2 separate regions of the Homo sapiens genome follow, and region 2 is linked to region 1. Evidence: read pairs that join two places in POLR2A ChIA-PET (ENCODE). Cell type or tissue: OCI-LY7. All regions are shown on one strand. Links, peaks and the distances in the headings refer to the core of each region. The heading gives the core; the rest is flanking DNA. Region 1 overlaps GRK5 (G protein-coupled receptor kinase 5). Region 2 overlaps RGS10 (regulator of G protein signaling 10).

Region 1 (15,963 bases), core at 4,927-7,426:
GAGTGACAGATGAACCTCTGCTGTATTTAGCTACTTAGGGTTTGGGGCAAATGTGTTACTGCAGCAGGGCCCAGCCTAGACTGACTAACACAATGCACACAGACTTGATAGTGCCATTCCAGGATGCTGGCACTAAGGTCCCCACCACGATGGCACCAGCCTAGAGGGTCTGTGGAACCCACAGCTCCCAGCCTGGGCCCAGGTGAACTTTCTTTGTCCACTGAGGAGTTTACAAAGTGGTCCAGGAGAACAGAGGCGTCGGTCTCATGCACAGCAGGGAGCCAGGCACTGGCCGGCTCTGGGGATGGGACAAAGCCAGCCACAGTCGACCACAATGGGCCGTGTGATGGAGGAATGTCTTGCGGCCTTTCTGTAGCTCAGCGCTGCCACTGGCATTCCCCTTCCCAGGGGTGGGGACCGGCCGCATTAGAGGACCACGCCCTTCCGGAGGGAGGGAAGCCCCAGTCCACAGAAGGGCGAGCCGGTCACTGGGCCCAGATGCTCACTCACCACAAACTGACTGTTGACCTTCTCGAGGATCTGCTTCTCATTGAGGGCCATGGACTCCCCTTTCCTCTTTTTGATCCTCTTCTTCTCCAAGCGCTTGCAGGCATACATTTTACCCGTGGCCCGAACCTGGCAGGCACAGACCTGCAGTGCAAGAAAGAAACCAGGGTGGCAGGAGCACCGTGGAGGCCTGCCCCGAGCTCCTCCAGGGCGGGGACCACAGGCCTCCCAGGTAGAGAATGGATGGGGTCAGAGCCGGCCCTGCCTGGCTTCATGAGTGCTCCAGGCTCCCAGGACCCAGTGATGCCTGGCCTGGGGCCCACAGCTGTCCTGGGCCCTTGCCCTCCCTCCTCCTCTCCTTCAAGGATTCCCAGCCCTGGAAGGGGCAGAATGAGCCACTCACACCAAGGCTTAGATAACTGACTGGGGCCCCAAGTACCGTTCCATTCCCAGGGCAACAGGATTTTCTCCTACCGGCTGCCGGTAGAGAAGTTTGTTTTGGGAGGCAGTGATAGGAGATCCTCAAGAACACTGACTTCATAATCCAGATAAGCGGGAACCAAAGCATTTGGGCTTAAGTCTTAGCTCTGCCTCACATTGTCTGCGCGCCCTTGGCTGGGTCACCTAACCATTCTGGACCTCAGCTTTCCTCATCTCTAAAATGGGAATAACAAGGCTTGCCTCACATGCTGGGAAGATCGGGTAATGTACAACGAAATCTCGAATCTTGCATGACAGCGTCATCCAGGCACTGAGTGGCCAAGGTTGCCCAGCCTCCTCACGCCCTCACATCTCCTCCCCACACACGACCAGGGCTGCCCATTTGTCCTCTGCAGGCTGGATCCTGCCTGAGGCTGGCAGGAGAGCACGTCTGTCTCACCTGCCCAGCTCCACAACCTCTTTCCACCATAGACACACCTGATAGCCCCAAGGCCACTGACTCTCTCCCACCCTCACTGCCCCCGGGGCCCACATTGAGCCACTGGTGCCCCCGGGGGACCCGTGGGCCAACCCTTTAGGTTGATTTAGAAGGGACAGGAAAGGTGACTTGAATGTAAGAACTTTCAATTAAAAACGTGAATGTTCACTCACCTCCCCGAAGCCCCCTTTTCCTAGCACTCGATACTGCCTGAAAGTGTTTTTGGTCACCGGTTGCCTGGAAGAAAGAAGAATCCCACACTGGTCTCATGGTGCCAAGACTCAGAATCCACAGGAAACAGTGGCACATTGAGAGCAGCTGGGGTGGGGTATAATTCCAGGAGCCCCACAGCAGCCCCAGGGACCCCCCAGGAATCATCGCTGGAGACTGGACCTTCGAGGACTTAGTCTGAAGCTGAGTGTTCAAATCCCAAGCCCCCTGGCCCCCAGCCCCCAGCCCCCTGCAAGCTGGGGGATGCACAAGCCTCGCTTGCTCAGAAAGCTTGAAAAACCTGAGTGCAGAGGTGCTTGACCACACTCTCCATGTGGTTCTCCTCTCTCTGCAAATCATGCGGCGAAACTCAGAAGGAAGCTGTGCCTTCTGTGCAGGAAGGGGTGGGGGCCAGGAGCCACAGAGGACCAGCGTCCCACAAAGGACGCGAAGGAGGTCACAGCCCTCCCTACACCTGTGCATCTCAGTCTGCCCAGCAGGATGACAGTGCTTCCTGTCCTGGGCATGGCTTATTCCTTCCTGAGGGCACTCCTGCTGCTGGCCCAGAAGACCCGGCCTCAGGAGGGGGCAGAGGCTGCTGGTCTTCAAATCGTGTCCTGGGGATCTTTACCATTGGTTCCCAACCTTTCCACCACTGAGGACCCTTTATTGTATTTCCCACATAGATGAGGAACATGAGAAGATCCTGCCTGCCAAGATCGGATTGGAAGTAATGATCACCTCGCGTCTTCCAACTCCTCGTTTTAATGAGCCAAAGCCATTTATGACATTGAATCAGACAGAACTTCTGATCATGAGGCATGATGGCACTTTTTGGACTAAGCAAAGACATGGTCCTATCTAGTTGCCATAAAGGACATCACGGTGCAGAGGGCTTGTGGTTTGCATTGCTGGTCTGTTTGGCTACAAATAATCAGCTTAAAACGTGAAAATTGGCTCTTGGCTCTCCAAGACTAAACTCCTGCTCCTAAATTCCTCAAAAGTCCCGACCAGGGCAGGGGTTGGATCGAGCAGAACTGGGCCAAAGAACTGGGTCAGCTGAGGATGACCAGGGAGCCTTCAGTCACCCAGCAGCTCTTGAACGAATGAGTCTTCCCTGGAAATCACATCTGTGGCACCACAGCCGCACTCTGAGGAAGGCCCTGAAAAGCCAGGGTACTCTCTGGCACCCCATCTTGAATTTGCGTGCCATGGCTCACTTCTCCCTTCACCAGTGCTTCCTCAGGACACAGGGCCCAAACCCCACCGAAGCAGAGCTGCCCCTCTGCGGGTATCCCGCTCTTCTGCACAGGAGCGGCTGGACAGCCAAAGGGAAGAGCTGCCACACGCCTGCCTCGACCACGTGGCCCTGGGAAGCCTTCCCTACAGCCGCCCCCGGAAACCACATGAAGGCGGCCCGCCTAACAGTTTACGATGCATGGAGGAGAAACGGTTGGTTGACATCTCCGCAGAACTCCTCTGCTGGGGGAAATGAGTGGAATGCAAGCTCCCAGGAATTTCTTGGTTAACCTTGGGAGGAAAAAAACCCTTGACTATTTCAGCAGTACAGCACCAACCAGGCAGGATCTTGTGCAGGGTGCTATCTGATATGTAGGGCATTCCTAGGCCAGGGTCCTGCCCTACAGGCTCCAAAAACTTAATGCCTTCTTTGCAATCAGGCCACAGAGTAAAAAGGATAATTTCTCCATTTCATGTGTTTGGTGCAGATAAGAAAAAGGAAAGCCAGTGACCACCGACAAAGGCTGCTATGGGAACTGGAGTGCTGGGTGGACCAAGGCCCAAGGACTTGGGAGGGGGCCTCTGGGTTCAGGTTCCAGCCTTGCCAGGCCCTTGCTGAGTGGCCCAAGGCTGCTCCAACTCCTCTGAGGAAAATGATCATGAGAAGGCCTTACATCCAGTGGAGGGCTCTTTGTAAACTGGTGATGTGTCAGATGTCATTATTTGAACTCCTAGGAATAAAGGGCATGCCCCCCTCTGGGGGTCTCTATAGTAACAATACCTACTGCTCCAAGCACACATGGGGGCTTCTATAATCCTCACACAAGCTCAGGGAGCAGGGATCATTATTGTCCCCATTCTGCAGATGAGAACGCTGAGGCTTCAAGAGGTGAAATGAGTTGCCCGAGGCCCTAGCTGGTAGCGGTGGGCTGGAGTTGGGGTCTAGGCAGCCCATGCTCTGTATCCTGACCCCACACTGCCACTCTGGGAAGGTGGACACAGATTGGGGTTGTGTGTTGCACAGCCCAGGGCTCCAGAACCGGGCGTGGGCATGGCGAACACAGCTCCACTAGACTGCCCTGTAATTGGCAGAATCAGGACTGATCCTCCAGCAAGAGTTGGCTGTGCCTCCCAGTATCAGACCTGGTGAAGTGGGACTAATGGCAGTGATGCTGTTGATGGCGGTGATGCTGATGATGGCAGTGAGGCTGATGATGGCAGTGAGGCTGATGATGGCAGTGATGCTGACGGTGGCGATGATACTGATGATAGCAGTAATGCTGTTGATGGCAGTGGGATATTGATAACAGCAGTGATGCTGATGATGGCAGTGATGCTGATGATGGTGGTGATGCTGTTGATGGTGGTGATGCTGATGATGGTGGTGATGCCGCTGATGGTGGTAATACTGATGATGGCAGTGATGTTGACGATGGTGGTGATACTAATGATGGTGGTGATGCTGTTGATGGCACTGGGATATTGATAACAGCAGTGATGCTGATGATGGAGGTGATACTGATGATAGCAGTGATGCTGATGATGGCAGTGATGCTGATGATGGTGATGATGCTGATGATGGTGGTGATGCTGATGATGGCGGTGATACTGAGGATGGTGGTGATACTGATGATGGCGGTGATGCTGCTGATGGCTGTGATGCTGATGATGGCGGTGATGCTGATGATGGTGGTGATGCTGATGATGGCGGTGATGCTGATGATGGCAGTGATGCTGCTGATGGTGGTGACGCTGTTGATGGCAGTGATGCTGATGATGGTGGTGATGCTGATGATGGTGATGATGCTGATGATGGTGGTGATGTTGATGAAGGCAGTGATGCTGTTGATGGCAGTGATGCTGTTGATGGCGATGATGCTGAAGATGGTGGTTGATGCTGATGATGGTGATGATGCTGATGATGGTGGTGATGTTGATGAAGGCAGTGATGCTGTTGATGGCGGTGATACTGATGATGGCGGTGATGCTGATGATGGCGGTGGGATATTGATAACAGCAGTGATGCTGATGATGGCAGTGATACTGATGATAGCAGTGATGCTGATGATGGCGGTGATGCTGATGATGGTGATGATGGCAGTGATATTGATGATGGTGGTGATGCTGCTGATGGCTGTGATGCTGCTGATGGCTGTGATGCTGTTGATGGTGGTGATGTTGATGGCGGTGATGCTGTTTATGGCAGTGATGCTGTTGATGGTGGTGGGATATTGATAACAGCAGTGATGCTGATGATGGTGGTGATGCTGTTGATGGCAGTGATGCTGTTGATGGCAATGATACTGATGATGGTGGTGATGCTGATGATGGTGATGATGCTGATGATGGTGGTGATGTTGATGAAGGTGGTGATGCTGTTGATGGCGGTATACTGATGATGATGGTGATACTGATGATGGCGGTGATGCTGATGATGGCGGTGGGATATTGATGCAGTGATGCTGATGATGGTGGTGATGGTGATGATGGTGGTGATGGATGCAACAACTGCATTCAGCAGTTTACTTCCTGTGGCCAAATGGCTGAGCTTTGCGGAACACCTGCCTTGTTCCAGCAGGTGTTGTGCTTATCTTATCTCCTCCTCAGCCCAAGCCCACAATGCAGGCACAATCATCCACATTTTACAAATGAGGACACTGAGGTGTAGAGTCGTGAGTGACCCTTTCTGAGGACCCTCCTTGGGAAGAGGCAGAGGCGGGACTCGGACCCAGGCTGGGGGCTCTGGTGCCCTCAGTAGATGTCTAGGCCAATCCTTTGCCTCTCAAGCTTTCCTGGAGTCATGATGTGCCTGTGCAGGGTGGACAGCGGCCACTAAGGAGACTATCTCTGGTCACGCTGTCATCCCCACCAGTCAGGTGGAGAGAAACCACCCATCCATGGCCGCAGAGCCAAGGGTTTTCTGCTGGATTTCTGGAAGCAGGCAGGGAAGGGCTGTGAGTGGGGTTCAGAAGGGCTCCTGGCCTGCAGCTTCCTGAGTGTCTACGGGGGACACAGCCAGCTGTGGGGCTGGCAGGCAGCAGTGGATGGCTCCTTTCTCACTGGATGCCCCCAGATGGCTGTGCATGCCAGGCCTCTGGGGACAGGGACTCTGGGCTGTGGGAGGGGAGGCTCCCACCCTCATCTACCAGCTCGGCCCGGCATGGATTTTACACAGGCATCGCCCCGCTCTGCAAATCCTGGGCCAGTGAAGGTAGCAGAGCACTGCGCTGGGGGCTCAGGGCCGGGGCCTCGTCGGCAGCACTGCTGGCTTGCTGGGAAGCTAAGTCAGGTCCTATGTTCTGCTTCCTCATCTGTCACAGAGGGACACATCTGCCCAAGTCACAGCCACGCATGGGCGAGTACTTTGAAGAGAATTAGACAGCAAGCACACAAGAAAAGACACTTGGTCTCCCCCATTATTAGAGAGACAAGAAAATAAGCAACAAGGAAGCGCCCTGCTCACTCACGGGATAGGAAAAGACGAGAACAGCATTGATGAAGCTGAGGAGCAGGCACTCGGGCACTGTGGCACTGGAGGTCAGGGGCAGCTGTTTTGGACAGCAGCTTAACAGCACTCACGGTTTAAAATCAGGTGCCTTCTGACCCAGAAATTCCTCTGCTAGGAATTTCTCTGGATGTACTTGCAGAAGTACTTAAAGATTTATGTACAAAGCTATTTATTATTTAGGGAGGGCTCCACACAGAAAAATGGAGAACCAACTCAATATCCATCAACAGGGCACTGGATTAAATCAAGGATGTGCAACTATTCCAAGGAATATGGCAGCTCTTTATTTGCTGACAAAGACAGTGAAGTAAAAAAAGTAAGAACGAGATGCTGTTTACATTTGCGTGAATGTGTGTTTGTGTGTGTGTGTGTGTGTGTGTGTGTGTATGTGTGTGTGCTTGAATAAGCATACAGCATTTCTAGAATACACAACTTAATTAACAGGGGGAGTCGGGTTAATTTTGTTTTAACCATGAGCCCACGGGAGGTAACTGATTTTTATATGAATTCTCAGATGAAAAATGTGTACCCTCTGCCTCCCTGATCTGTATGGGGTGTGGTGGACTCACCTTTCCAACCACTTCCACTGGAGAAAGCGGTCAAAAAACATGCTGTCCAGATATTCGTGGAATGGTTCTCCCCTCAGGTACTCGTGGACAGACCTAGTGCAGATGGAACAAGAGGATGAACATTTTATAATCCCGATCTTCAAGCAGGGGGGCAAAGCTGTGTCCAGCTTTGGAAATGCAAGTAAACAGGGCCTCTCAACCCATGCAGATGCAGCACGTCTGGCCAGAGGTCCTGCCATTCTACTGAGGGTTGTATGAAATTGGTTGGTCCTGCCAACACTTGTTGGGTACCTGCCAAGTGTTGGGCACTGTTCTAGGCCCTGGGATATAGCTGGGAGCAAGGGGTTGGCATTGTATGTGGGACACAAACAGTGAATAGCAAACATGAAATAAATGATCCCAGAGGTATGTCATCATGAATGAGTTTGGGGGGACTGGAAGGGTAGAGGGGTCTCTCTAAAAAGTGACCTTAAGCTGAGAACAGACGAAGACTTAATGAGGGGCTGGGAATCAGGGGTGGTGGGTGGTTGGGGGAAGGGTGGGGCCACAGCCCCTCAGAACCGCAGCTCTGGATCTGGTCTTGGACTAGCAAAGCCACTGGGAGTTTTTTTATGCATGCATTGGAATTCACTGGTCACCTGCTGTGGGCCAGGTGCCAGGCCGAGCCCTGGGATGCTGTGGATCTCTATGGGTCTTAGGCCATCAGGGCAGGTTCTGAAACTGTCTGCAGGCAGCTTCTTTCCTTTAGAAAGTGGCCACACTGAGTAATCTAGCACAGGCACTTGGAGCCTGGGGAAGGGAGGGGACTATGGCAGGTGGGGCACGTCAGAGTCTGTGTCCTGCCAAACCTGAAAGCCATCGTTGGGAGCCAAGATGGCCATTCCCTCAGGGTCAGAGTCACCAACCAAGACCCCACCCACTGTTGGATCTGATTCCTGGGCAGCTCCAAGAGAGCAGCAACCAAGCTTGCTCTGCCCACCAGGGCCTCTCTCCAGCACCTAACCCACTGCTTGGTCCCAGGACGGCCCTCCCAGCTCCCCTCAAAGTGCATGCAGGTTGCTGTTTTTCTTGTAAAAACTCCATGAAAGCCAGGATTGGGTTCTTGTTCACCTTGGTATCCCCCAGCACCCAGCACAGTGCCAGGTACACAGTAGGTACTCAATTGATGTCTGTGGTGCTGAATAAGGGCACACAAAAAGCCCCTAAGATCATCCAACTATGTGGGGTAACCTGGCTTTGGAGAACTTTCATGAGCCTGTGTGTGTGTATGTGTGTGTGTGTGTGCTTGCGTGTGTCAGCAAGTGACTTGTGTGTGCTCCTCAGTGCTCATGCCTTCAGAGTGTGTGTGTGCAGGATGGGGTGGGGGTTTAGTTGGTGCTCTGCTGGCAGCATGGCCATCGACTTGTGTCACCTCCTGCACGGCAGACGTGCCACCTGCAGACAAGGTGATGGGGTTTGGCTGAGAAGCTCCCCCTGCATCAGTAGCACTGGCTCGGGTTGGTGGCAGTGGTGGGGGTTGAGGACCCTGGGAAAGACTTCCAAACCACCCAGACAGGGTCAAATGTTTGCACATTCCTCTGTCTCAACAGCCTGGAGAGCCACTTGCTTTCAATACCCTTTGCAGCAGATGTTTTCTTTGGACTTGGCACCTTGATATCTTTTTCTCTTCGTGGGAAGTATACAAACAGTTGGTATAACTTGGCTGAAGCTGTCAGGCATGGAAGACCTGCCTCAGTGCCCTGTATGGTCAGGTGGAGAGCTGCGGCATCCCATCTCTGGGCAGCCCGGGGAGGACAGGCCAGGTGACTACGGCACTTACTGTGCACAGGCAGAAAAGAGTTCTTTGCACGGCTTCTGTAGGAGCTTCTCCTCCGTCTGGGAGACCAGGTCTTGGCCAACTTGGGCTATGAAAACAGGGGACTGGAAGAAGGAAGGGAAGGGAGGTGGTCAGTGAGGAGCCAGCAGCAGTGCGGCCGGGTTTGCCCACAGGTGTTGGGCCAAGAACCAGCCACGCTCCAGGTGCTGGTACATCTGGCAGCCCGTCTGTGCCCCAGTGTGTGACCTGCTGCCCCCTCCAGGCTGCACCTGGCTCAGGGCTACCTGGACACTGGTGGTTTGGGGAGGTGGCTGAGCTGGAAGGTGGTGAATGAGCCTAGGTTCAGGATGAGACTTCTGACTGTGTCACTTACAGGCTGTGTGACCTCATGGAGGTCACTTGGCTTCTCTGAGCCTCATTCCTCATCTGCAAAACATTGATAATGACAGTCCCCATGGCCTGGGCATGTAGTCAGAGCTGACAAGGTGTGCAAATGCTCCCAACCATAAGGGGCTGTGCAGCGTGACCCAGCTCATCACTGAGCCCCCAGCAGGCTTGGTGACGCCCCTTGGCCATGCTGGGCTTCTTTCCTCCGAGGGCAAAAGAGAAGATGAACACCTGCCCAGCCTCGAGGTTCATGTGTGAAAGGGTTTGGATCAGGCCAAGGTGGACAGGAAGGCTCAGGAGGGAGGAGGGTGGTGAGGAGGGGAGGGGAGCTATAGCCCCGGAGCTGCAGGCTTGGGTTTGAATCCCAGATCTGTGACTCGCAGCTGTGGCCTTGGTCTTAACTGCTCAGCCTCACTCTTGTCAGGAAGACAATCAGGAATAGGAGTTTCTCTTGGAGCAAATCAATAAAAGCTTCAGGTAAGGCATTTGGCCCAGATCTGGCAGTAGTAGCAAGCACGTAATAAATGTCACCACCGTTGTTTCTTTATCTTTCTAGGTTAAGCTGCTGGCCTGAGTATTTTAAATTTGAAAGGACATTTCAGAGAGTTGCTGTGTCCTACCCAGGAGTGGCGGCCGCATCTGGAAGGCAGCTCCACCCAGGGCAGGCCTTACCCACCCCCTCCCCTCCTCCCACCATTCACCCTCTGCCAGCTGTTCCCAGGGGCTGACTCACCAGCTGGGCTTTGAGATGGGTTTTTAATAAATTAAAGAGATAATTGAGAAAATTGCTGGGAGTGGACTCAGAAAGATGGGGTGTGGACACAGCTCTCTCCCAAAAGGATGCTGAAATCTGAAAGCCTTGCCTCCTCTTCCCTATGGGGCTGATTTGCTAAGAGTCCACTGGATGGTTTCTGGGCGGGGGTGTCAATCCCTGGGGGTGGAGGGGACGCCCGAGGCAGCAGCTGGCCTGTCCTTGGTGAATGGAATCAGTGGCTTGTTTTCTGTTCCCCACGGTTCTGAATGTCCAAATCCCTTCCTTCCTTCTTTATTTCTTTTCTAGGTCCAGCCCTCTCTGCAGGCTCACCCCTGCCCTCAGGGTCTCCCAGCTGAGCCAGGCCTGAGAGGCTTCAGCTTCTTGGGGGGCAGCCTGCAGTGTGGATGCGAGCTGCTGTGACAGTAAACACCACTTACCCAAGTGCAGGCCAAGCCATTCCCACCAAACAGCAGTCTCAGAGCACATTTCCCAGTTACCAACAGCAGCCTGGGTAGTGGCTGCTGTCTCCCACCTGCCTTCCCACTCTGCCCCAGGAGACACAGAAGAGCAACCCACAGAGCACGGGTCACAACTTTTGCAGAAAAGATCCTCGATGTCATGGGAGGAGCCCCAGGCCAAGAGCCAGGAGCCTGAGCTCTGGCCCGGCCTCTGACCTTGGCCATTTTGTGCCTCCGTCTCACCCTCTGAAACAGGAAGGAGCTGCTCCAGAGATGCCTGAAGGGTCCTTTGAGATTTGGGAGTCGACAACTGGGGGCTTGTGCCTCTAAGACTTGGAGAACTTTCTTGGAAATTCTGGCAGCTGAGTCTCTTGGGAACCAGTACCTCCAGGCTACTTCAGAGCAACTGAATATTAGCACAAATCCCGAGGCCCTGGGCAAATCTGCTTCAGGAAGGAGAGAGCCGATGGCTTGGCACCCTTAGTCCAGGAGGGCCCAAGGCCTGGCACGGAGCTGGTGCTGGTTGTCTGTTCGTGAGCAAGACGATACAATGTGTTGTGCCAGGATATGACCTTGAGCCTGGTGCGAGTCAGCAAGGACCAGATAGAGATGCCAGCAGGGTGGGCCATGGGGAGAAACAGAATGGTCAGAAGGGGGACCTGAGTTGCCCACCTGTGTGCACTCTGCAGGGTTCTGCCTTTGTTTCCACCTAGGAAGGACCCACCCTTACCCACCACAGGCACAGCCTGGTGCTGGGCAGGGGTAGAATTAAAAGATGAAGATGAAGCCAGGCAGGACTCAGTGGCTCATGCCTGTAATGCCAGCACTTTGGGAGGCCAAGGCAGGAGGATTGCTTGAGGCCAAGAGTTTGAGACCAGCCTGGGAAACATAGTGACAGCCTATCTCTACTAAAAATAAAAAAAGAAATTAGCCAAACATGGTGGCTTGCCTGTAGTCTCGGCTACTTGGGAGGCTGAGGCGGGAGGATTCCTTGAACCCAAGAGGTCGAGGCTGCAGTGAGTCATGATCACACCACTGCACTACAGCCTAGGCAACACGGTGAGACCCTGTCTCAAAAGAAAAAAGAAAAAAAAAAAAGAAAGAAAAAGAAAAAAAAGAAAAAAGAGATGGAGCTAGTGTGGTTTTGACCTCAAAATACTTTTTCTCCAGTAAGACAGAAATGATATATTATAAGGTATAATATCCCAACAGAAAAGTTCTTATGCCTCTCGGTTGTACTGTACATGGTGATGTACAAAATGGGTTGGTTGAAATTCAATGGCTTTCAAACCTTCTTTCTTCTTGTTTTTTTTTTTTGTTTGTTTGTTTGTTTTAGTAGCAAACTTTTCTCCTCCAAATGAAATTTATCCACAGACCCAATATTTAAAACCTATAAAAATAACTTAATTGGTAACAATAGCTTACATATACTGAAGGCTAACTCTAGTTAGGTCCTGGGCTAAACACATTGCTTCATTAATTCACTGAATCATATCCTGAGGTGGCTATTATTATAGTGTCCATTTTGCAGATGAGGAAACCGAGGTCCAGAAAGGTTAAGCAATTTTCTCAGGGTCACTCAGCCAGTAAGTGCCTGAGAGGGGATTTGAACCTAGGTTGGGTGTCTAATGAGTGAGATCTGGCTGGAGGGAGTGGGCTGTCTGGGCCACCTGTGCCCCACTCTCACCTTATCCCCTCAGGACCCATAAGGTCTGACCCTAGCCCCCGGTACTCTGCAGAGCTCAGCATGAGGACCAGGGTGCTGTTTGGTCCCATAGCAGAGGCAAGTGATGCAGCTCGAGACAATGAGCCCCACGGCTCAGAGAAGGGAGGGGTCATTGTGAGCTGGGGTCATCTGGGAAAGGCTTTATAGAAGACGGAATAAGGGGCAAAGCAGAATTTGACCCTCCTACCTGCAGGCAGGGACAGCCAACTGAACTCCCTTCTCAGCAGATGGGAGAAGGGGATTGTCCAGGGTCTAGAGGTGACCCAACTGTGTACATGAAGTCACACCACTCTCATACTTTGGATTGGCTGGCAGGGGAGCTCTGCCCAAGGGCAAAGCCCTAACAAGGGAGTTAATGAGTGGGTAATAATGTCTGGCTTTATAACCACTGGCTCGACTTGAAGAGATTAAACAATTCCAACCCAACCCCCTTTCAAGTGCCTCCAGGGAGTGACACCTTTGCCAGTAAGATGGGAATAAGAAGCTGCTGGCCATTGCGTCTGAAACTAAAGCCCAAACCTGCCAGAAGGGTAAGAAGCGAGTAGTTGTAGTCGGACATTTATTATTTGCATCAATGGAACCAGAGGATGTCTGGTCCTTCCCTGGAAGTCACTTACAAAGAGAGACTCTTTAAGAAGGCCCTCCGCTGGCTGCGTGTCAGATCGGATACACCGTGTAAGAAACAAGGCACCCAGAAGCTCAGAGGGCTCTGGGGTTCTGAGTAACCTCAGCTCAGCACCGGGATCCATCCACTGGGTCTTTCAAGGCAGGAGAATTCCATGCAGTTTCAGATGCCTGGCTGGTGGGCGGTGGGCTGGAGAAGGGAGAGGGGGGAACCCTACAGGCCGGGTGGGTTCTGGAGAGAAATGTTACCCTCACTCCACTGAGGACTCAGGAGTGTCAGGAGAGCTATGGCTGGGCAGCACTCTAGCTCTTCCTGCAGGGATGTCCCTCTGGGATGGAGCTGATGGTCAGGGGTGCCACGCTTCCCCCATCAAAGATGCCCCTTGAATGTCTAACCATACAGAAATCCAAGCGTGAGGGCCTCAAGGCCTGTAGATACCTGCAGAGGTGAAGGCAGCCAGGTTGGAAGGGGTCTTGGTGGTGCTCGTTGGTAAAATTGCCCCAGGGGTCCGGGACCCCCTCAGGTCACCAGGTGGTCTCCTTAAACAGCTCTAGCTGCAGACCTCGACTTTAACACAACAGTGAATTTGGGCACCAAGGTTCCTTTGAAAGGATCAAGTTAACTGGAAGGAGCAGGGGAGTTTCTCTGCTTGAAGTCCCCGCCATGAATGCCTGCCCCTTGTGGCCTTGCACAGCTGAAGCTACACAGTGGTCAGCCTCAGCCTGGCCCTGCCAGAGTCCACTCTGATGACAGTCAGGGTGACACCCAGCTATCCCTGAGCAGGGCTCTGTAATCATCTCTCTGGGACAGCTGAAGACACCAAGATACGCCCTGGGGACACAGCTGTGTAGCCTGGGGTGCTGGCAGGAGACATCTCTCCCCTCTGGCTGGATGAGAAAGGCCTTGCCTGCCATGAGGAACTGCGGGCTGTGAGAACCCCTCTGGCAATCACTCCCCAGCGCTGAGCTCCCCACCCACTTCTTTGGTGAAGGACTCTCCCCTTCTGGTCCCCCCTGAAGCTGGGGAGGGACAGAGGTAACCTTGAAGCTGGGGGCACTCTGCCTGCTCTGTGAGCTGGTTCTTCTGTATAAAAGCCCCCTTCACCTGGAGGTAAAAGAACCTGCCCTGCCTCTCTCTTGGGATGGGAAATTGACCTTGAATCCTGCACTGGAGGAACCTGGGGCCGCACTGGGCCAGGGGAGCCAAGGCTGCCTGCTATTCCAGCGGGCAGATCGGACAGAGCTCGTGCTGGTTTGGAACTCCCCTCGGGACCCCCGATGACTCACTCCTTCTTACCACCTCTTCCCTATGGCCCAGACTCGCTCTCTGCTCTATGCCACTGGTTCTGGGGATCCGGGCAGTTCCTGATATCTGTGATGACCAGAATGTACCTCTTCAGGTAGCAAGAGATGAAACTTGCCTGGGATGTTTTTCTGGGCACCACAGGGCACGGAGAAAAGCTCTTCCCATCACTTGGAACATAAGTAGGGCAGACCCCCCACCGAAACGGATGAAGTACGCCTAGGGTGACTTCGCACCTTCACTCCTCTCTAAGCCTCTCCCCTCCTTTTTGTCCTCATCTCATGCATCCTCTGCTGCTGTGACCCTAAACCGTATCATGCCGCGTAGGTCGCCTCTCTCATCTTCTGTTCCATCAGAGCAGAAACCTCTGGGATATTCAGGCATGGTGTGGATGATGTATTGCTGACCACTAACGATTCAATGCACGGGAGGCCTTGGAATTTTCAATGATGAGACTGTTGGGGTGGCAGTGTGGTTGGAGAGAAGAACTAGGGGCCTGTCCTGAAGCTGCATTTGTACAGCAATGGGTTTAGAGTGAATGGGGTGACTTGCTGGCTAATCCCTTGCCCCCAGCACCCCTTGGTACAGCAAATGCTCATTGCCGCACCCCTCCCAGGTCAACTGCCGCTTCACAGGCGCCATCTGTGCTTAACCTGAAGCAGGAATGATCTGGAGTATTTCAGACACTGAGGCAGGCTGGGGAGGAGGGGTGCTGAGGAGGAAGGCAGGGGCCAGGCCTGGGCATGAAGCCACCCCAGTGGGCACCACACTCAGCACTGAATCCGGGAAGCACGTGTGGATCACCCACCACACCCGAGGCTGATGCTCAGACACCCACCCTCAGTGGCATTACAGAGGTAGGGACCCAAGCACAAGGGCAGGCGACAGCCCAACCCCAGTTCTGCCTCCACGCATTCAGCCAAGGCCCATGAAGCAGGCCGTCCACAAGGTGGTGCCATTGCTTCCCTATGCTCCTTCACCCCAACGGCCTGCCAGCCTTCTGGTCCCCAAAGACTTGGGAGGCCAGGTGGGCACACCTGGAATAATTACCAACTGACTATAATCTCAGACCAGAGGAGTACGGCCTCTGCAACAACAACTGAGGGGAAAAAGGGGATCAATTCAGCCAGGTGCGGTGGCTCACGCCTGTAATCCTAGCACTTCGGCAGGCCGAGGTGTGTGGATCACTTGAGGTCAGGAGTTCGAGTCCAGCCTGGCCAACATGGTGAAACCCCATCTCTACTAAAAATACAAAAGTTAGCTGGGCATGGTGGCATGCGCCTGTAGTCCCAGCTACTCAGGAGGCTGAGGCACGAGAATCGCTTGAACCCAGGAGGCGGAGGTTGCAGTGAGCCGAGATCACTGAGCCACTGCACTCCAACCTGGGCAACAGAGTGAGAAGCAGTCTCAAATTAAAAAAAAAAAAAAGAGAGAGAGAGAGCGATCAATTCGAGAGGGAGCCCTAGAGAGGTCATACAGGCCTGGACCTTGAAGGAGAGAGAAGCTGGACTGCAGGGCCAGCGCCTGGAGGACAGAGTCAGCACTGAACAGAAAGGGAGATGCTGTTCGGAGTCAGAGGGACTAGTGAAGATCATGGGAAATAAGCAGGAACGGCTGGCAGGAATGCTGCCGTAGCTTGAGGCTGACCCCCTCCTGGGGCAGCTATCAGTGGCTGAGTTATCAGCCCCGAGGATGGCGTCGCCAAGGCGGCTGCACCTGCTCTCCCGGCACTGCTCCCTGCCTCTGCACCATGAATGACTGACGTGAGGAAGGGACATCATTTCCTGCATCAGTGCGAAACTCCAGATGTTTGAGGCTCTGGTTCCCAAAGCATCTCCCTGTATTAACATCCCTTGTTTCAAGTGTCAGGGTGGAGATGGAATCAGTTGTACTTGGCTGGTGCCCTTGGAGGCACCCAGGGATGAAGCGGGACTGAAAGACCA
Region 2 (15,568 bases), core at 1-2,500, 110 kb before region 1:
CCTTTCCATGTCCGCAGTTTGCCTGTCGCCTTGGCCCTGGGCGGGGCAGGGGCTGGGAAGAGTGTGCTGTGAGGACACAGAGGTGCACAGGTGACTGTGGAAGGGCCAGTAGGAGCACTTGGCTTTCTGTGAGTCCCGAACCCTCGTGTGAAAACGCCACGATGCCCTTTCTGAGTGGAGCCAACCCTCTGCCACCAGCTTTCCTGCTCCTGACTTGGATGCTGGCTATTACTATGATTATTGAAAAACTTTTTTCACTTTTGATGTTATTTCCTGCTAACTGCAGTTCAATCAGATCTCTCTGGCAAGGGAATTGCATGCAGGTGGGGTAGTTATTCTCAGCAGCTAGATACTGGAGCCGATAAACACTTAAGTAATATTTAGATACCATGTTTCCATGACCCAGTTTCTCTGGAGCCTTACACAGATCACCAGTTGTAACAAAATGACTCTCTGATTCTAAATTGGGAGGACTTTTTAAAAAATGTACTACACTTGATGTGGTATAGGTGACAAGAGGTTTTAAATAAGTTTTGTGGGGTGTGTACTTTCTTTGAAACTTCATTACAAAGTAGAGTATTTTAAAGGAGTACAGTGTGTGTGTGCACGCCTGTGCATGTGAGTTGTACCAAACCACTTTGGAATTTAGGGTTAATATCTCTGCCTTTTCCTGGACTCGAATGTTTAATAGTCTGTGAGTTTGGGGGAGTACTTAGGACAAACCTTCTGAGGATGTAAGTTGACTCTGCTGTTGAGGAAACTGGATAGTGAGATATTACTAAAATATTATTTGACTTGGAGAAATTGTCTATGCAGGATGATTACACAGACCTTCCTGCAAATTAACAGCAGAAATCCATGCTGTGAGCATTCATCTCCGATGAGTGTTACAGATGCCTTTTGAGTATGGATTTCCAAGGAATTAATGTCTGGAGAAGGTCTCTGTTAGATATGACATCATAGCATCTATAAATAATGCATCATAAAATAAGCTGCAAGCAACCAGCCCCAGCCATCTGCACTGTGATGCTTCACCCATCCTTGAAATAATGGCTTTTACTGACGCCAGAAGCCACATAGGACAGCATAATCATAAATGGAAAACGCATATACATTGTGTTTGTGTGCTGGATGATTCCACCTGGTCTTATGTGACTTTTTTTTTTTTTTTTTCTGCATGGATTGGACTCTTAACAGTTTTCTGTTTTTTCCCCAAAGTGTGATTGTTCTTGGTCTCTTAAAGGCTGTTGTGTTCTGGCCTCTGTGAGTATAAAGATCAGCAGATATAAAAGCTAAAAATGGCAGTAGAGCCCTTGGTAAAGAGCGTGTACTCTGGAGCAGGAGTACCTGGGTTTGGGCCGTGATTTCCCATTTTCTAGCTGGGACGCTTGTAAGTTACCGTGCCTCAGTTTCTTCGTCTGCAAAGTGGAAATAATACTAACCACGTCAGTAGGTTATTGTGAGAACTGAATCATTTAATTCAGGTAAAAGCTTGGAACGGTACCCAGCACACTGTAAATCATTTGCAAGTTTTTCTTTTTTCTTTTTATTTTTTTGAGACAGAGTCTTGCTCTGTCACCAGGCTGGAGTGCAGTGGCTTGATCTCGGCTCACTGCAACCTCCGCCTCCCAGGTTCAAGCAATCCTCCTGCTTCAGCCTCCCGAGTAGCTGGAACTACAGGCGTGCACCACCACACCTGGCTAATTTTTTGTATTTTTAGTATAGATGGGGTTTCAGCACATTGGCTAGGATGGTTTCGATCTCTTGACCTCGTGATCTGCCTGCCTCAGCCTCCCAAAGTGCTGGGATTACAGGCGTGAGCCACCGCGCCAACCTTTTTTTTTTTTTTTTTTTGAGACAGAGTCTCGCTCTGTCACCCAGGCTGGAGTGTAGTGGCACGATCTCGGCTGACTGCAACCTCCGCCTCCTGGGTTCAAGCAATTCTTCTGCCTCAGCCTCCCGAGTAGCTGAGACTATAGGCACGTGCTACCATGCCTGGCTAATTTTTGTAATTTTAGTAGAGACAGGGTTTCATCGTATTGTTCAGGCTGGTCTTGAACTCCTGACCTCGTGATCCGCCTGCCTCGGCCTCCCAAAGTGCTGGGATTACAGACATGAGCCACAGTGCCTGGCCTTTTTTATTTATTTATTTATTTATTTATTTATTTATTTATTTATTTATTTATTTTAAGACAGGTTCTTGTTTTGTTGCTCAGGCTGGAGTGCAGTGGTATGATCTCAGCTCACTGCAACCTCCGCCTCCCGGGTTCAAGTGATTCTCCTGTCTCAGCCTCCCGTGTAGCTGGGGATTACAGGAGTGCACCACCATACCCGGCTAATTTTTGTATTTTTTGTAGAGACGTGGTTTTGCCATGTTGCCCAGGCTGGTCTTGAATGCCTGGCCTCAAGTGATCCACCCACCTCGGCCTCCCAAAGTGCTGGGATTACAGGTGTGAGCCACCATGCCTGGCCCATCTGAAGTATTAACCATTATTATTAGCTAATGACAGAGTAGTCTGAAAATAAATTTGCTGAAAAATACGTATTTTGCATGCAAAAAATTTGAAGATCTAAAATGACGTAAAGAGCCCAGGAGCTAAGAAAACAAAATGAAACACCAAAAACTTTTATTCATTGCAAAAATGTTTTACAGCTGAAGTAAACAATGACAACAAAAATAAAACAGCATGATAAAATTGAAACAAACAAATATCACAAGCAGGTCTTCCCTAGCTGGAGAGATCGTAAAGCTGCTGGAGAACATGCCTGACATTTTTTCCACCTATTCATGTCAGTCCTGCTTTCTTGTGTAATCTGTCTGAAATGGAAACTTTTATCAATGAAAAGGGATAGAAGAATATTGCAACTTTGTGGATCCAGGTACCAGAAGTTGGGCAGCTGGGAAATCTTGGTTTTGCTTTATTCTTAAGTTCAGAGGTAAACCTGCTTTGCTATTGAGAAAGAGTATTTATTTCTTCTAATATTACTGGACTGGTTGTAACATTTATTTATGTATGTATATATGTATTTATTTACTTACTTACTTTAACCTGCTTCCCCTTCCACCTTGGTTGTTAACATTTTTTTCTTTTTTTTTTTAAACTTTTTTCCCTAAGACGGAGTCTCTCTCTGTCACCCAGGCTGGAGTGCAGTGGCGCAATCTCAGCTCACTGCAACTTCCGCCTCCCGGGTTCAAACAATTCTCCTGCCTCAGCCTCCTGAGTAGCTAGGATTACAGGTGCGTGCCACCATGCCCGGCTAATTTTTGTATTCCATGTTGGCCAGGCAGGTTTTGAACTGACCTCGTGATCTGGCTGCCTCAGCCTCCTAAAGTGCTGGGATTATAGGCGTGAGCCACTGTGCCCGGCCTCTTTTCTTTTTTTATGATTTTTTTTTTTTTTTTTTGAGACAGCGTCTGGCTCTGTCACCCAGGCTGGAGTGCAGTGGCGCAATATCGGCTCACTGTAGTTTCTGCTTCCTGGGCTCGAGTGATCCTTCCACCTCAGCCTCCTGAATAGCTGGGCCTACAGGCCCATACCACCATGACCAGCTAATTTTTGTGGTTTTTTTGGTTTGTTTGTTTTTGTTTTATTTTGTTTTGTTTGAGACAGAGTCTTGCCCTGTCACCCAGGCTGGAGTGCAATGGTGCCATCTCGGCTCACTGCAACCTCCACCTCCTGGGTTCAAGTAATTCTCCTGCCTCAGCCTCCCGAGTAGCTGGGATTACAGGTGCGCACCACCACTCCAGGCTAATTGTTTGTATCTTTAGTAGAGACAGGGTTTCACCATGTTGGCCAGGCTGATCTCGAACTCCTGACTTTGTGATCTGCCCATCTCGTCCTCCCAAAGTGCTGGTGTGAGTTGCCACGCCTGGCCTAATTTTTGTATTTTTTGTGGAGACGGGATTTCACCATGTTGCCCAGGCTGGTCTTGAACTCCTGAGCTCAAGCAATCTGCCTGCCTTGGCCTCCCAAAGTGCTGGTATTACAGGCATGAGCCACCGCGCCCACGGGTCGTAACTGAGCTGAGATGGCTTAGGAATTCATTACTTAGTGTGTCCCCTGAGCAGGGGACCCTGAGTTGCAGAAGTGCCCTCAGCCTAAGGGCTATCCCTGTCTGCTCAGTCATATTGGAGGCTGGGGATAGTGACTTGGAAAAGAGAGATGCCACTGGGTGAGTGGAGTTTGCAAATGCTGTCTCATCAAGATCTGTCTATACTGATATCAGTCAAGATGGATTTGAAAAGGGTGGGGTGCCATAGCCAAAAGCCTTAAACTTGAAAGACAGTCAGGAAGTCTTAGAAAAATTCAAACCAACATTTTTGGGGAAAATAAAAACTTATGACAGATAGAGAGCAGGTATCTCAGATAGAAGGATCTTCTATTCCACTTATGGGGACAGAAGGTGAGCAAAAAGGCAAGAAGGAATTGCTCTTTATCTAGAGCACCATAGCCAGAAAACCAATACCCATGGCTATAAAAAGCAGCTCCATCTTGGCATACTTTCTGACCCGTCCCTGAAAACTCCATGCTCTTCTGTAATAGTGTCAATTGTTAACGTATTTCATGGCATATGATATAAGGGAGATCTTAGCCCAGGAGACCATGGAATGGAAGGGCCCATCGGTTTTCTAACTATGTTCCCAGGAGCCCTGGGATTCTGCAGACATGGCCCTGGTGAGGACAGCTGACCTCCCATACAGGTCCCAGTATTGGGTCCATCCAGTGATTCATTAGCTGCATCACCTTGGATAGGTCATTCTATCTTCTGGATTTTTGCTTCCCAGTCTATAAAATGAGGTGGTGGGGGAGGTGGGCCTGGACCACATTAGTGTGTTTTGAGTTGTAAAATTTTTTGTTCAAATGAAAACACATTTGAACACATAAACCTAATATGCAAAAATGATTAGAGTATGAAATAAAGGGTGGGGGTTGGCAATTGTCTAACAGTGAGGTCAGTTCTTTTAACTCTCAGACATTTTGTTGGCTAAATGGTAATCTACTGTGTGTATTTATTTGCAAGACAGCGTGGCAGTGAAAACCCAAACATGGTCTGGTTTATTATGGAAAAGAATGTCAAGAGTTTTGGAATCCTTTCAGACCAAGGTTGAAAACTTATGGCCAAAGTGGTTCTGCCATGGCAAGAGAAATTTGCAGCTGCCTAGATTGTTCCTGGAACAGTGAACTTGTGTCTCTAGATTTATTTACTTAAGAGAAGATCTGCTGGGGAAATGGAGTAAACTGTCAAACTGTATTCTCTGGGCAAAGAGCAGAAGAGTAAATTAGTGGAATGCTTGGCAGAATGAACCCTGCTGCAGAAATTTCTTGTAATAATGATCTTTTAATTGGATTTATACTTTGTTGGAAAGAAACTCAGTGTTCAGGAACTTGCCACTGCAGCATTTACAAAGAGAACAGGGAACTAATTTAATATCCACGAACTGGAGGGTCACTTTAGAAAAGCATCAGCTCCATTTGGTGATGTGTTTAAGTGAGTTTCCTTCATGGTTAGAGGAAAGGATTTGTCCCAAATAATTCTCTTACGTACTCTATTGCCAATGAGCATTGAAGCATGGTCCCTGCTGGGTTTCTGGGTTTCTGCTTTATTGATGATTGATTGATTGAGACAGGGTCTTGCTGTCATCCAGGCTGGAGTACAGTGGCCCAATCATGGATCACTGCAGCCTTGAACTCCTGGGCTCAAGCTATCCTCCTGCCTCAGTCTGTCAAATAGCTGGGACTAAAGGCACATGCCACTATGCCCAGCTAAGTTTTGTATTTTTTGTACACACAGGATTTCACTATGTTGCCCAGGCTGGTCTCGAACACCTGAGCTTGAGTGATCTGCCCACCTGGGCCTCCCAAAGTGCTGGGGTTATAGGTGTGAACCACCGTGCCCAGCCTAGTTTTTAAATATTTTATAGAGATGGGGTCCCAGTATGTTGCTCAGGCTGGTCTTGAACTCCTGAGATCAAGCCATCCTCCTGTCTCAGCCTCCCAAGGTGTTTGGATTACAGGCATGAGCCACTGTGCCCAGCTGGCCTGGTTCTAATTTAGCTCATGTCATCTGGTGAATGTCTAAAATCCTGGTAGTTTCCCCAGGTGCTTGGATTTGGAGTCCCAGGGGATCAAGAAGTCAACATGTATTTTGACCCCCCATAGAACATCAGAGATCACAGGAGCTGTTACTATTAAGTAAGTCCAGTGTGCTCTGATACAGATTTTCTCCAAAACCATTTTTAGCTGTGTGGCCCCCTAGCTGTTTGCAGCAATTAATATTTATGAGACTTTATTTAAAAAAATATATCATTTAGAGGTGGTTTGCTGTGCTGATTTATTTATGTATTTATTTAATCAGATGGAGTCTCGCTCTGTCACCAGGCTGGAGTGCAGTGGTGCAATCTCAGCTCACTGCAACCTCCGCCTCCCGGGTTCAAGCAGTTCGCCTGCCTTAGCCTCCCTGGTAGCTGGGATTACAGACATCCACCACCATGCCCAGCAAATTTTTGTATTTTTAGTAGAGACAGGGTTTCACCATGTTGGCCATGATGGTCTCGATCTCTTGACCTTGCAATCTGCCTGCCTCGGCCTCCCAAAGTGCTGGGATTACAGGAGTGAGCCACCTCGCCCGGCCTTGCTGATTTCTTAATTAAAAGTTTATTTTCTCCTAGATTTGAACTTTTTTTTATAGAAACATGTCTCTAGCTTTGGAAAGAAAAAAAGTCAATGGGGAAAAAAGTGTTAGTTATAGAAGTAGTTTGCTTGATAGATGGTTATTTTAGAGATGGGAAGAAAGGAGCTCACATTTGTTGAGCATCTACTGTGTCCCAAGTGTGCTGCTAGGTGCCTGATGTGCTTCCATTTTTGAATCCTTATGATAACCCAAGAGATGGGGGATGATTTTCAAATATACACAAGAATTTTGCCCAAGATCCTATAGTTTTGAATTGGGGAAACTGGGTTTTTTGTTTTGTTTTGTTTTGTTTCGTTTGAGTCAGAGTTTCGCTCTTGTCACCCAGACTAGAGTGCAGTGGCACGATCTTGGCTCACTGCAACCTCCGCCTCCCAGGTTCAAATGATTCCCCTGCCTCAGCCTCCCAAGTAGCTGGGACTACAGGCACCCACCACCACACCCAGCTACTTTTTTTTATTTTTAGTACAGACGGGGTTTCACCATGTTGGCCAAGCTGGTCTTGAACTCCTGACCTCAAGTGATCCACCCGCCTCAGCCCCCTAAAGTGCTAGGATTACAGGCGTGAGCCACCGTGCCCGGCCAGAAACTGGGTTTTGAACCTGGCCCCATCTGAAGTGACATTCCATGGTTCTTCCTTGACTCCAGGAAGGGATCACATGCCATAGAATGAAGCATGCTTTAATTGTTCCCTCCTCCTACAGGCAAGTGGCCAAAGTGTGTTATTTGGAGATTCCCTGTTCCTCCCAGGAGACTTCTCAGTGTCGTGAGTCAGAGAGTACAGTGGAAGATGTGCAGATGCAAAGAGTTTTCATCCATTTTCTCTGTGCACCAAAATGTAAGAGGGTTGCCAAAAACCTCAGGCATCAGGATAATGATATTTATTTATTTATTTATTTATTTATTTATTATCATTATTTTTAGATGGAATCTTGCTCTGTCGCCCAGGCTGGAGTGCAGTGGTGTGATCTTGGCTCACTGCAACCTCCGCTTCCTGGGTTCAAGCGTTTCTCCTGCCTCAGCCTCTCAAGGAGCTGGGATTACAGGTGCATGCCACCACACCCAACTAATTTTTATATTTTTAGTAGAGATGAGGTTTCACTCCTGACCTCTGGTGATCTGCCTGCCTTGGCCTCCCAAAGTGCTGGGATTACAAGTGTGAGCCACTGCACCCAGCCTATAAATGATATTTAATGCAGTGTTTTAAAAGATCAAAATTAATGCAGAAACATCCGTAATGAACAAATATCCGAAGTTTAAATAAAGTCAGGAAAAATAACAGTGTGATGCTGAGCCATATTGGACTCTGAAGCAAAAGGAAAAATCAGCATAACCGATCCTGTCTTTATTTAAAATTTGGGTATTTTGTTCATCATGGATTTTTTAGCATAAATTTTGATTTTTTGAAAAAGTATTGCCTGAGGAACTGGGCGCGGTGGCTCATGCATGTAATCCCAGCACTTTGGGAGGCCGAGGTGGGTGGATCACCTGAGGTCAAGAGTTCGAGACCAGCCTGGCCAACATGGTAAAACCCCGTCTCTATTAAGAATACAAAAATTAGCTGGGTGCGGTGGGAATCACCTATAATCTCAGCTACTTGGGAGGCTGAGGCAGGAGAATCGCTTGAATCTAGGAGGCAGAGGTTGCAGTGAGCCGAGACTGTGCTACTGCACTCCAGACTGGGAAACAGAGTGACTCTGTCAAAAACAAACAAACAAACAAAAAGAGCTATTGCCTGAAATGACATTTATCTTGATGCCTGGGTATTCTGGCAACCCTCTGACATTTTGCGCCATCACGTGGGTCCCGTCCTGCAATGAGTTTTTTAATCTCTGTGCCAGATAATGAGCTAGGTGCTGGAGATACAAGATGAGGACACATAGGAGCCTTCAGACTAGTGGGAGTCAGTCATGTAAATAGTCACAACACAGCACCATAATTCTAAGTCTGTGCACAAAGCGCCATGGGGAAGCAGTTGCTGTTGAATCAAGGTTCTCTTGGAGGAGGGTTTGAGTGTGACTTGAGGGCTGCCTCTGAATTGGCCAGTGGACACAAGAGTAGGGGAAGGATTTGGTGGGAAACAGCAGGTCCCTTCATCCCTCCGAGCCTCAGTTTACCCCCATCTGTAAAATGGAGGAAATAGTAGTGCCTGCCTTACAGGGTTGTGTGACAAGAATGAGTCCATCATGTTAAGCACCTAGAACAGAGCCTGACGCATAAGTCGGTGTATGTCAGCCGTGATGGTGACGGCAGTGCTGACCATTGCATGCAGATTTCTTAAAATGACAGTGTCTGTTGGCCACATATGCAGTCTGAACTTTGCTTTGCAGACATCCACGACAGCGATGGCAGTTCCAGCAGCAGCCACCAGAGCCTCAAGAGCACAGCCAAATGGGCGGCATCCCTGGAGAATCTGCTGGAAGACCCAGAAGGCGTGAAAAGATTTAGGGTTTGTCTTTTTCATTGTTAATCGGGATGGATGCAGTGTGTGCAGAAGTTCAGATGCACACAGGGGAGAAATAGGCCAGTTCAACATTGTCTGTCAGCGTAGCACTCTCTATGCCAGCTTGAGAGTTCAGTACTGTCTATCCCAGCTTGAGGGTGAGACTTTCTCATCTGTCATGACTGTGTTGGCAACGCTGTCACAGATGGGTAGCCTGTTTCTGGTTTTTGTGTAGTGAGGTGGGAGGGGTACAGGGTGGGAGGAGAGAGAAGATACCGTGCCTATTGGTGGAGTCTGTATGAGGAATTCCCAGCTCTGGGTCTCTCTGACGTGAAGGCTTGTTCTCTCGTGCTTGGGGGATTCTCAGAATGCATTGTTGACAGAGTAAGAGAGGCTGGCAATGAGAACTTGGCGAAGGGACCTCCGAGAGCAGGGCTGATGGATGGGGAACTGTTGATCCCATCTAGAAATAGCTTTTCTGACCAGCAGAAGCCCCCGGTGCCAGATGGAGGACCATATGTGAATTTCAAGAATGAGTCCTGGTTACTTCTGTCTTTAAGTCTTGGGTCAGGAATAGGATGAGTCCTCATGCAGTTGGTGCCTGTTGGAGCTCCCAGGGAGGGAGTGGCAGGTGGTACTAGGCTTCTAGTTCCTGGTCGCCAGGCCACTGTGAGCAGTGTTTGCAACTCAGGAGGTCTCTGCACAGCAGAGTAGCTGGCTGTGCCATGGACTGCCCAAGATCGGCCATAAGAAAACACACATACCTCCAACTTAAAATAGTTTGTATCATGGTGTCTTTAGACATACTTAATGTGCTTTCTTTTCTTTTGTTTAAAAAACAGCCTGATTTTAGAGGAATGTACTTTGTTTAAACACTGTCTGGAAGGAACCAATATATCTTCCACTTTAATTTACTTTTTGGTAATTTATTGTCAGCTTAGAAATATGAGTACATTCCTGCTTCATTTGTACTCTTCTTTACAATGTCAAAACCATTAAGGTCAAATGCATATGAAATTATAGCTTTAACATTAAACATACTCATTTGTTTTTCAGAGTGGGGTTTTCGAAGAGTAACTGAACCATGCTCCTCTGTTGAATTTTGCCAAATCAGTCTTTGAAGGGAAATGCCATTTGTTTTATTTTTTTTTTAAAGTAGAATACTGTGTGACTCTTTTTCTTTGTATCCACAGGAATTTTTAAAAAAGGAATTCAGTGAAGAAAATGTTTTGTTTTGGCTAGCATGTGAAGATTTTAAGAAAATGCAAGATAAGACGCAGGTATTTCCTCCACTCTGATAATTTTTTTCCCTTATAAAGTTACAACTGCCTTTCCAATAGATTCTGAAGTTGCCTAAAGAAACCTGATTCATATTAGTTTTGGGGGAAGATTTAAGCTTCAGATTAGGTATCTTGTGTTGATCAAATATTAATCATTTTTAAAAGGGTGAGTTAATCCATTTTTAAATGGAGCTGTTCAAATGGACCAATATTTAAAATAAAAATAACAATTTATGTCACTTAGAGTTCCTCATTGCATAGAATTTTTTTCTTCATGAATAAGTTATGAGGATGTTTTCCCCACATTTTGACATGTTAGCATTTTGGACGTGGTAAAACGATACGCAGATGTGTAATGATAAAAGCACAAGGTGCATCAGAGGGATTGTCAATTATTCAGTGTATCGTACTGAGCGTCCCATAGTTGGCGAGCATCCTGCAGAGAAAGCCTCTGATTGTTCTCCTGGGTAGATGTGTCCTCTTTGCCTTCATTCCCAGTGTCAGCTGGTTGGGTATGAGGGAGGGTAGATGAGATTATGGGGAAGGAGGCCTGTGCCCTGGGTGGGTTTATGAGGCCTGGCCCTGTATCTTTCTAAGAGGCTGCTGGCTAAATGCCTGCAGGAGCCAGTAAGTCATGTGAATGAAGGAGGCTCCTGGTGTGAGGCTGGAGGGAGTGTTGGGGACTGGGGCCAGCTAAGGACGTTCTGTCTGCCTGCACAGGCTGCAGCTGGTGGTTCAGGGCCTGTGGCTGTCTGGGCTTCCCCTGCTTCAGGTTCCGTCTCCGCCAGCTTACTGATGGTGATCTCCTAGATCTTTGCTTGCCCTGCGACCCTGGTGGACTTTCTTCCCAAGGCATGTCTTATATTCCACCTAGTACCGCCTGTTTTTCTAAAGAAGCTGGACATTTGGATCCTTACGTGAAACCAGATGATTTTTAAATGTTGGAACTAATTAAAAAAAAATTTAAAACCTTGCCTACCAAACAAAACATACCCATGGGCAGATGCGGCTTGCGCGTTGCCAGTTTTTGAGGCCTCGTCTCCAAAAGCTGGAATCTATGGGCCAGAAGCCGTGAAGCGTTTGCAGACAACTGCTTGGAAAATGTATATCATGGGTTTATTCAAAGGCCTTTCCGGGCGCAGACACCCATCCTCCTGGATGGCGCAGCGCGGCCTTTTCTCCACCACCTTCCTCTCTGGAGGTGGCAAGGGAGTATTCTAAGATGGATTCTCTTTGGCTTGAACTTCCCAGGCCCACCTCGAAAGCTGTTACTGGGCGGGACCCTTGGATTTTGCTTTCTGGCTTTTTCTCTCCTCTGGATGACGTTGGCCGGAGCCTCCTGGGCAGAGAGGGGCCCCAGGGGAAAGTGAGAAGCAGGTGGTGGGGGATGCTTTGGGATGCTAGGATTCAGGCTGAGGGCCTTCAGAACAAGAGCCTCATTGTTGTCCTTTGTCTCCAGCACCGAGGACAGGGCCTGGGGACCACCATCGATAAATGCTAGACTGTGCCACCGCTGCGACCAGCCTCACCATAAAATCCTAGCTCAGAGTCAAGCAAGCCAACAGATGTCCATTCCCCTGCCTTATTCTTTTGAGTGTTAGAGGTAGGAGGGGCCTGTGGGTGGGCCGGTCCGCCCCTGCAGTGTAGACAAGGAAGTGAGGTCCCCGCACCGTGGCAGAGCTAGGACTTGAACTAGCTCCCTGAAGTCACCCGTTGTTGTCTGCACCACCATGCTGCTCTGTGCCTCCGTTCAGTTGAATTCCCCAAATCTTTGTGAAGTGCCTGCTTGGTGCCCAGCACTGAACAGGAAGGCAGCCCAGGGACAGGACAGGTGAGCGGCTCCAGGGAACGGGCACCTCAAGGGGAGCAAGCCTGTGCAAGTGCAATGAGTGTAGAGATGGGAAGCACATGTGTCGTGGGAGCAAGGCGTGGGCAACGGGGAGGGATCCAGGGGAAGTGGCTTTTTAGCTGAGACTTGGCATTGAGATTGGGAGGGGGTTCCCGGGAGCAGGGACAGTGTGTGGGCAGGCAGGGCTGGCGACAAGAGCTGAGGGAAGACCAGAAGGGCTGAATGGCATGTTTGAGGGGGAGGCCACTGTGCTGTGCTTCAGGCTGGCAGGGCAGCCACACCTGGGAATCTGGGTGCCAAGGTGAGCAGGGCTGGGAAAGCCCCTGTAGGACTTTAATGGAGTGGTTGGAAGGAGGGGGTCAAACTTTCAATGTGCCTCTTCCAGCCTTTCAGGTCAGGCAGGTCTGGTGTTGGGTTGCCCTGCCCTGTCCACATCCTACAGAGAGAGCTTCCGAATGGGCAGCCCCTTTCCATGCCTGTACCCCTGACATCCAGCATAGGACTTCTTTTCCTTTTTTGAGACAAGGTCTGACTCTGTTGCCCAGGCTGGAGTGCAGTGGTGAGGTCTTGGCTCACTGCAGCCTCCGCCTCCTGGGTTCAGGTGATCCTCCTGCCTCAGCCTCCCGAGTAGCTGGGATTACAAGTGTGTGCTACCATGCTTGGCTAATTTTTGTATTTTGAATAGAGACAGGGTTTCACCATGTTTGCCAGGCTGGTCTAGAACTTCTGACCTCAAGTGATCCGCCTGTCTTGGCCTTCCAAAGTGCTGGGATTACAGGTGTGAGCCACTGTACTCGGCCCAGCATAGGACTTCTTGAAAGTCTGTGTCCTTAAGCCTGGAATGCACCCGGCAATTGCTTTAGAGCAATGAATGCCACCCTCCTGTCACTGCCTGAGAATGCAGATTGGGTGGAGGCATTGGTGACACCTGGGGTGTTTGGCCTGGAGTGTTTGGGCCCCAGTGTGAGTCACTGTTCCCATTCGAAGATGCAGGGATATGACTTGAGTGGTTAAGCGGCAGCTCGCCCGAGGCTGGGCACAGTGGCTCACGCCTGCAATTATAACACTTTGGGAGGTCAAGGTGGGTGGATCACTTGAGCCCAGGAGTTCAAGACCAGTCTGAGCAACATGGTGAGACCTTGTCTCTACAAAAAATACCAAAAAAAAAAAAAAAATTAGCTAGACATGATGGAGTGCGCCTGTAGTTGCCCAGGGAGGTCAAGGCTGCAGTGAGGTATGATTGCGCCACTGCACTCCAGCCTGGATGACAAAGTGACACCCTGTCTCAACAAAAAAAAAAAGAATTCAGAGCCACATTTCTGACTCCAGGCATTCCCTAGTGAGTCCCGCTGCCTAGGAAGTAAAACCAGGGAGTAAGCTCTAAATTACTACAAAAAGTGTGGAGGAACATAGGCACTGGGAGAAGTCGCCTAACTGAATGTCTTTGTTTTTTTTTTTTTTTTTGAGACGGAGTTTCGCTCTTCTCGCCCAGGCTAGAGTGCAGTGGCACGATCTCTGCTCACTGCAATCTCCGCCTCCCGGGTTCAAGTGATTCTTCTGCCTCAGCCTACTGAGTAGCTGGGATTACAGGCATGTGCCACCATGCCCAGCTAATTTTTGTATTTTTAGTAGAGATGGGTTTCACCATGTTGGCGAGGTTGGTCTCAAACTCCTGACCTCAGATGATCCACCCGCCTCGGCCTTTCAAAGTGCTGGGACTACAGACGTGAGCCACCGCGCCCGGCCAGTTCTTTTTAATCCTCTGTTGTGCACGTAACCTAACTGGATTTCACAGTCAAACTTATCACATCTGTTCCAGCAGGGAGACCATGGGAGGATTTTTCTCTCTCCATCAACTAAGGCTGTTGAGGAGTCGATACAAATCCCACTCTCGCCTCTGTTGTTTTAATAGGACCTGTGTTGGTTCATTCCTTGACGTGGATTATCCAGCATTCAACAACTTCACATATCCATGTCATTTACTTGTCCGTCTTCTGTGTGGTTTGTCTTCTGGAATCTGGGAGTGGGGGGCCTCTTCTTCCCCACTGTCTCCGAGGGTCTAGACCCATGCCTGACACATGGTGAACTTCCTTCCTCTTTGTAGGATGAAGGCATTCCATTTCCTGGATCCAAGTCCTCTTCTCTCCTGAGTCATTCCCTCATTTTGGGAACAGCACACGAGAATGACTTCTTCCCTCCAGAATGACTCATGAGAGAAGAGCCCAAAACACAGCTGGCAATAGCTTCCTGAGAAGGGGGGTCTGGCAGGTAGGTATGTAAAGACCTTGTTGAGTGGAAATGTTATTTTTTTCCCTACTCTCCTACTTCACTGATAATCTGACAGAGCATAGAATTCTGGGGTGAAACACACTCAGAAGTTTGAAGACATTATTCCTTAGTCTTCTACTTTTGTTGAGAATCAGTAATTTATATGTAAACTGTTCTGTTTTTTTTTTTTTTTCTTTTTTTCCCTCTCTGGGATAGTATAGGATCTATTTTCTTTTCTATTTTTCCCCTTTCCTCCTTTCCTTCCTTCCTTCCTTCCTTCCTTCCTTTCTTTCCTTCCTTCCTTTCTTTCTTTCCTTCCTTCCTTCCTTTCTTTCTTTTTTTTTTTAATGGGGTTTCGCTCTTGTTGCCCAGGCTGGAGTGCAATGGCATGATCTCGGCTCACTGCAACCTCTGTCTTCCAGGTTCAAGCGATTCTCCTACCTCAGCCTCCCAAGTAGCTGGGATTACAGGCACCCTCCAACACACCCAGCTAATTTTGTATTTTTAGTAGAGATGGGGTTTCGCCATGTTGGTCAGGCTGATCTCAAACTCCTGACCTCAGGTGATCCACCTGCCCTGGCCTCCCTAAGTGTTGGGATTACAGGTGTGAACCACCACGCCCAGCAATTTTCTTTTCTTTTCTTTTTGAGACAGGGTCTCACTCTGTCACCCAGGCTGGAATATAGTGAGGTCACGGCTCTTTGCAGCCTGGACCTCCTGGGTTTAAGCAGTCTCACCATGTTGCTTAGGCTGGTCCCAAAAGAAATCCTCTCGCCTCAGCCTCCCAAAGTGCTGGGATTACAGGTGTGAGCCACTCCACCTGGTCAGGATCTTTTCATCACTAGTATTCTAAAACTGTTCAGTCAGGGGCTTTGGAGGCAGAGGCGGAGTTCATTCATTGTGTGAATTCTTTGTGGAGCCATATAATCTGGAAATTTGTAGTTCTGGGAAATGGTCTTATGTTGTTATTGTTATCATCATTTTAGTAACTTTTTTTCCTTCCATTGTCTCTGGTCTCTTTTCCAATGATGACCTTTC

The links. ChIA-PET counts read pairs that join two places held together with the same protein. Peaks named below come from ENCODE experiments on the same cell type or tissue, not always from the same donor. Only the 100,000 strongest peaks of a DNase experiment are listed, where the experiment ranks them.
Region 2: POLR2A ChIA-PET joins it to region 1 with 7 read pairs; 3 of 35 experiments call an interaction of 5 or more read pairs at or near these places.

Annotation. Positions count from the first base shown.
Region 1 is chr10:119,416,075-119,432,037 of GRCh38, reverse strand. It overlaps GRK5 (G protein-coupled receptor kinase 5), which reads right to left. Exons shown (of 16, transcript NM_005308.3): 5 at 8,772-8,872; 6 at 6,953-7,045; 7 at 1,600-1,663; 8 at 511-651. Among named protein-coding and RNA genes, the nearest start is that of MIR4681, 46 kb to the right of the region's middle. RefSeq lists a cis regulatory region at 2,590 and an enhancer at 2,506-2,675. In OCI-LY7, for the core only: no CTCF peak of the experiment used is centred there; a DNase peak (open chromatin) is centred at 6,227.
Region 2 is chr10:119,520,877-119,536,444 of GRCh38, reverse strand. It overlaps RGS10 (regulator of G protein signaling 10), which reads left to right. Exons shown (of 5, transcript NM_001005339.2): 2 at 9,021-9,139; 3 at 10,327-10,413. Among named protein-coding and RNA genes, the nearest start is that of RGS10, 14 kb to the left of the region's middle. In OCI-LY7, for the core only: no CTCF peak of the experiment used is centred there; no DNase peak of the experiment used is centred there.